Linked DNA regions of Homo sapiens: region 1 is linked to region 2. The links are chromatin contacts, found by Hi-C or POLR2A ChIA-PET in ENCODE. All regions are on one chromosome and are shown on one strand. Each heading gives the region's core, a stretch centred on a gene start or an enhancer-like site at or near the end of the contact. The rest is flanking DNA. Distances are from core to core; before and after follow the strand shown. Region 1 holds the start of TROAP (trophinin associated protein). Region 2 has its middle 13 kb from the start of TUBA1A.

Region 1 (2,700 bases), core at 1-2,500, 120 kb before region 2:
AAACTATAGACAGGTAACAGACTCAAGCCAAGGTATATACATGTTATAAAAGAAGTGCTGCAAAGTATTAGGAGAACACAGAGCAACTGATTGTGACATGGGGAACTGGAAAAGGCTTCAGAAGAAGTGATATTTATTATTTATTTATTTATTTATTTTTTAAAGAGATGGGATCTCCCTCTGTCATCCAGGCTGGTCTCCAACTCCTGGCCTCCAGTGATCCTCCTGCTTCAGCCTCCTGAGTAGCTGTGATTACAGGTACAAGCCATGGCACCTGGCGAGATGACATTTTGCTGGAGGAAAGGGAGATCTTCTAAGAGCAAAGAGCTTTCCAGGAGCTGGGACCAGGACTATCACAGTAAGTAGGAGACAGCAGGAGTGAGTGCAAAACCCCAAAACCCCACTTTTACCCTTCCTAGTCCCCTACTCAGCCATGGAGGCCGTGTTACCATGGCTCCAACAGGTACCTGTCTGGGCAGGGGGCCCAGGCCCCACATTTTGACCCCTAGGGCTAGGCCTGAGCTCTTCCAAGGGGTTCCGAGGCTGACTGATCCCCACCAATCTTTGTGATGTCTCTGCCTGGTGCCTGGCTTTCGGCCTGGGGCCTGCTGAATCAACGAGGGGGCGTTGAATATTGAGCGGTGGTTTCTGCACCCATCTCTAGGGGAGGGAGCGGGGACAAAAAGGTGAGGTTTAGTGTTGGGGTGCATTACTGGTGTGACTACTGTCTTCCCCCATTAGGCCCCTCTTACCCTTGGATCTTGGTTCTCCTGGTCCACGGCGCACGATGTAACAGTGGGGAAAGGCGTGCGTTTCTGAGAGCGTACCGGAATCTTGCTAGGGGTAGGAGATACACCCCGGAGGAGGGGATCCTTCGTGGCTTGCCGGGTGGTCATGATGGCTACAATTGAGACGGGGAAGAAGGCAGGCAGAATCTAAGATCAAAGATCAACCAGTTCTCGGGGCACCTGTCCTGCCATCCCTGATACCTCCGCCCTAATCCACGCGCCCACAAGCCCCCGGCGCCTGCAAGACCGCTCTTATGGGTGCTATCTCCAGACACCCCGAGCCTACTCTTTCGCCCTCGGGCCCCAAACTGCCCTCCTCCCTATGAACCCAGCAGCCTTCGTTCCCTTCAAGACCCCCGTGCCTTACCTTACCGAGGCCCCTCAGGGCCTACCCAGCTTCCTCCGCTTTTCTCCTGACCCTCTCGGGTGCTGCTGGAGCTACTTTCTCAGTTTGTAAAATACGCCAAGCTCTTGATTGGCCCGGTCGCGCTCCCGCGGAGGCCCGCGTAGCCAGACTCAGCCGTCCAATCCGCGGGCATCGCAGGAGGGGCCAAAAGAAGGACCAATTGTCGAACCGCTTTCTGGCGAGGAAAAAAACTGACTCGGATCAATCAGCCAATCCGAGAGTGGAGCGCCGCTGGGAGGCGGGGAAAGAGGAAGGATGGGGCCGTTCCGAGGCCGGGGAAGGCGTAGCCACGGGAGCTCTCGCGAGGCCTCAGGACCGGCTAGGGGCCGGCCATTGGCAGGACCGGGCGAGGTCGCGGTACTGAGGGTACAGTTGATCGTTCCGATTGCTGCCAACGGTGTTGAAGGCTGGCCCGAGCCCCCGACCCGGCTTGACCATAGCACGGCGCCAAGCTTTGGGGACGCCATTCCAGATGCCCATAGAAAATATCTGCGTCCGGGCGCGGTGGCAGGCGCCTGTAATCCCAACACTTTGGGACGCCGAGGCGGGAGGATCTCTTGAGCTGAGTTTGAGACCAGCCTGGGCAACATAGCGAGACCACTCCCACCCGTTTCTCTACAAAATAATAAAATAATAATAATAATCCCTGTGCAGTGGTGCGCGCTTGTAGTCCCAGCCGCTCTGGAGGCTGAGGCAGGAGGATCGTGTTGAGCCCAGGAGGTTGAGGCTGTAGTGAGCTGTGGTCGCGCCACTGCACTCCAGCCTGGGCAACAGAGACCCTGTCTTAAAAAAAATAAAGAGGGAAAGAGAGAACATCTGTACGTTGTCTCCGGGATAAGGAACTGCCTTCAAACGGGCGGAGAGGGCTGGAGGGAATCGAACTGAGCCTAACAATATGTGTGCTCCTTGGAGCCTCACAATCCAGTGAGGTGTCTGATGAGGTGTCTTTCATTTTACGGGTAGGTAACAAGACTCATTGTTTTTGAACTCAGTTACCACAGCACCAGAATTGAATGGCTACTCACAGCTGGGGATTTCCTTGCCTCCAGGTTGCCTTTTGCAGATCTAGAGGTCTGGGGAGAGGGGGCTCACCTGCTGGTTATTGGTGGGCAAGGCTGTGAGACTGAGAGATCCTAGAATATCCTGCTTAAGATGGAAGGGGTAACCCCTAACGGGGGACAGGAAATGAACAACACTTAACAGAACTCTGGTGGATTTTCCCCACCAATCACAGAAGTTATTCTTACACAAGCCAGAAACCGAGGAGTTACTCCTTAACTCCTCCCACTCCCTTTACATATCCCATCTCTCATTCACTCTCACTAGTTTTACTATTTATGCATTTTTGGGACAGGGTCTCACTCTGTCGCCCAGGCTGGAGTGCAGTGGTGCGATCTCAGCTCACCGCAGCCTCGGCCTCCTGAGGTGGGAACCTCAGCCTCTCAAGTAGCTGGGACTACAGGTGCCTGCCACCAGCTAATTTTTGTGTTTTTTTGTAGAGACAAG
Region 2 (2,700 bases), core at 66-2,565:
CCAGTTCTACTAAAAATACAAGAAATTTGCTGGGCGTGGTGGTGCATGCCTGTAGTCCCAGCTACTCAGGGGTGTTGAGGTGGGAGGATTGCTTGAGCCCGGGAAGTTGAGGCTGCAGTGAGCCCTGATTGTGCCACTACACTCTAGCATGGGCTACAGAGTCTCAATACATACATAAATAAATATCTCTTCAGATACTCTTTTGGAGTATAGGCACCTGAAAGAAGTACATATTTATGTCATCTCAACATTAATCTTTTCTAAATTTCAGCTCAGATTTGCAATTCTTTCCCATTTCAGAGCTGTAACTATCTACCTCTGAGTAGAAAACACACAGGAAACAAAATATTTGTACAGGATGGTGTAAGTAAGTTGTATTGACTTGGGGTTCATGTAAGACCCAAAAAATTGAGTTTTGAGAGATGATTTCAGTCGTTTCTGGGGATGACACTGATGTGGATCTTTAATCGGAATATTCTAGACTCTTCTGTGGAAATAGTATCATCATTTGTACCATGGTTCTGTGAACACAAAGGTGATCTCAAGCTGTCAGCAAGTGTTGATGCCTTAGAACTAGAAGTCACCTAAAACTGGTGAAATATTTCTTTTCTCTGCTCTTCATCTGATTTATTTTATTTTATTTTTAACTATTTTTTATTTTTTATTTATTTATGTTTTTTGCGATGGAGGTTCGCTCCTGTTGCCCAGGCTGGAGTGCAATGGCATGATCTCAGCTCACCACAACCTCTGCCTCCCAGGTTCAAGCGATTCTCCTCCCTCAGCCTCCCGAGTAGCTGGGATTACAGGCATGTTCCACCATGCCCAGCTAATTTTGTATTTTTAGTAGAGACGGGGCTTTTCCATGTTAGGCTGGTCTCAAACTCCCGACCTCAGGTGATCCACCTGCCTCAGCCTCCCAAAGTGCTGGGATTACAGGCGTGAGCCACCGCGCCCGGCTGTCTGATTTATTTATTTATTATTTTATTGGTTAAAGCTGATGACGCTAGGATATAAATCTTATTTTAATTAAACCATCACAATGTCCACTCTGCTCTGCACGGAAAGATTGGCATTGATGAAGAAGAAGCTGAGGATGAGCTCTGTGTGAAGCCTCCATTTTACACAGATTTTCACTGAACACAAGATGAACCGTCTTCTATAAAACCACTGGGGATGATGTGCGCTGGATTTTTTGCAACGATTTTTATCTCTGGTGTTTCTGGCACTGACTAAGGTTTCAGGCAGACAGAGGCATGGAGGACCTAGCGACAATCACTAGGGAGCTTCCTGGTTGCTAGCAACAGTAAATACCATGAAGACACAATGACACAAAGACTCAACTTTTCACATACACACAATGAGACCTGGAGCCTGGTTTCTTATTTCAGATACAGAGTCCTTGAGATACAGTACAAAGGCTTCTTCTCTCTCTCCTTTGTATTAAATTTTTTAAATTGTGTGCAGAAACACATACTGCCCAAGAGCCTATATGACCATCTTGCTGCTCAATTTGTCTAAGAACACTTGTATTCTAACCTTCCTCTCAGTACTGTCATTTTTTTACTATTTTGAGGGAGAAATAGAAGGAAATAAGCTGTTTATCTGACTTGGGGATTTTAAATTATGTGTGACTTTGAAAAACTCATTTGTAAATACCTGTCTTCTGTAAGAGTTATAATTGATTTCCACTCTTCTGAAAATATTCAGAAAAACTATCTGAAAGATCTTCTTCTCCAAGCTTATTCTCTATTTTGTTTTTAGAAAAGGTAGAAGCATACAGAATATGAAATACAGCACTGGCAATTTAAGGTTTTTCCATGACTCATTCAAGGAAATTGCATAATAGCCTTTCCCTGCCAAGTTCACAGACTCTTCTCAAATACCTTGCAATTTTCCTTATTCTATTCCTTTATTCCTCAACCTCATCTCTCTTTCCTTCTTTTCTATGTGCCATTAACTTTTTTCTCTTTTCTCTAAGGCTGTAAAACTCTCTAGGGTATAGTCATGTGATAGGCAAGGTGACAACGGAAATTTGAAATACCCCCAACCTTGCTAGTCTGTCTCCTAGCAACTGTATAATACGTTGCTTAGTAACATGGGGGTGAGAGTGAAGTCGCTCTTACAAATCTAAAAATACTGAAATCATTTTAAAAAGATTAATAGTGGGCTTATTTATTAAAATATACTAAATCCATAAATAGTCTTGCCATATAAGGGACTTATTTCAGGCTATGCTATCTTGAGTGAAACTCTACATCTCTTATAATCTGTAGACAGTACTAGAACAACAGATTGCTGTTCACATAAGCAGATGAAGGAAAAAACCCACAGCGTTCTCTAAGCCTTTCTCTTCTACACATGTATAATCAAAGTTTACATCCACAGGGAAATGGAGAAATGTTTGCTAAATGATCTTTTAGGCTAGGCAGATGAAGAAAAAGCTAGGCAGCTTTTTCTAAGTTCTCTTTTGCCTGTGCATAATTGATTTCTAAATCTAAAGGAAGGTGGATCCAGCATTATCTCCAGAGAAGTTTAAAAAAAAAAAAAAGAAAAAATATTTTAAAAAGGGAATATGGAGAGACATTTCTTAAAATGCTCTTTGAGGCTAGGCTTCACTAGGAGTTGTGTCTTTAGGGTTAACAACCATAAATAAAGTAATTTTCAGTAAATTTATCGAGCGGATATCAGAATTTAGAAATA

What was found. A loop is a pair of places that touch in the nucleus more often than their neighbours do. ChIA-PET counts read pairs that join two places held with the same protein, here RNA polymerase II (POLR2A). Pooled maps may share reads with other maps.
Region 1: a pooled map shows a loop between it and region 2 (2.3-fold over the local background). The contact joins the promoter of TROAP here to the enhancer-like site in region 2. A Hi-C loop is called at or near these places in 2 of 50 pooled maps. POLR2A ChIA-PET finds 5 or more read pairs at or near these places in 2 of 52 experiments (H1 and activated B cell).

What each region holds. Positions count from the first base shown.
Region 1 is chr12:49,321,805-49,324,504 of GRCh38, reverse strand. It overlaps TROAP (trophinin associated protein), which reads right to left and starts at 1,250. Exons shown (of 15, transcript NM_005480.4): 1 at 1,156-1,250; 2 at 753-901; 3 at 468-660. The coding sequence starts at 896. TROAP-AS1 (TROAP and PRPH antisense RNA 1) reads left to right here. Exons shown (of 8, transcript NR_120449.1): 1 at 1-13; 2 at 166-358. RefSeq lists enhancers at 1,027-1,176, 2,318-2,537.
Region 2 is chr12:49,200,671-49,203,370 of GRCh38, reverse strand. No RefSeq gene overlaps it. Among named protein-coding and RNA genes, the nearest start is that of TUBA1A, 13 kb to the right of the region's middle. Within about 2 kb of position 1,315, at least 14 of the 41 ENCODE cell types and tissues checked have a DNase peak (open chromatin) inside an H3K27ac peak, as active enhancers do.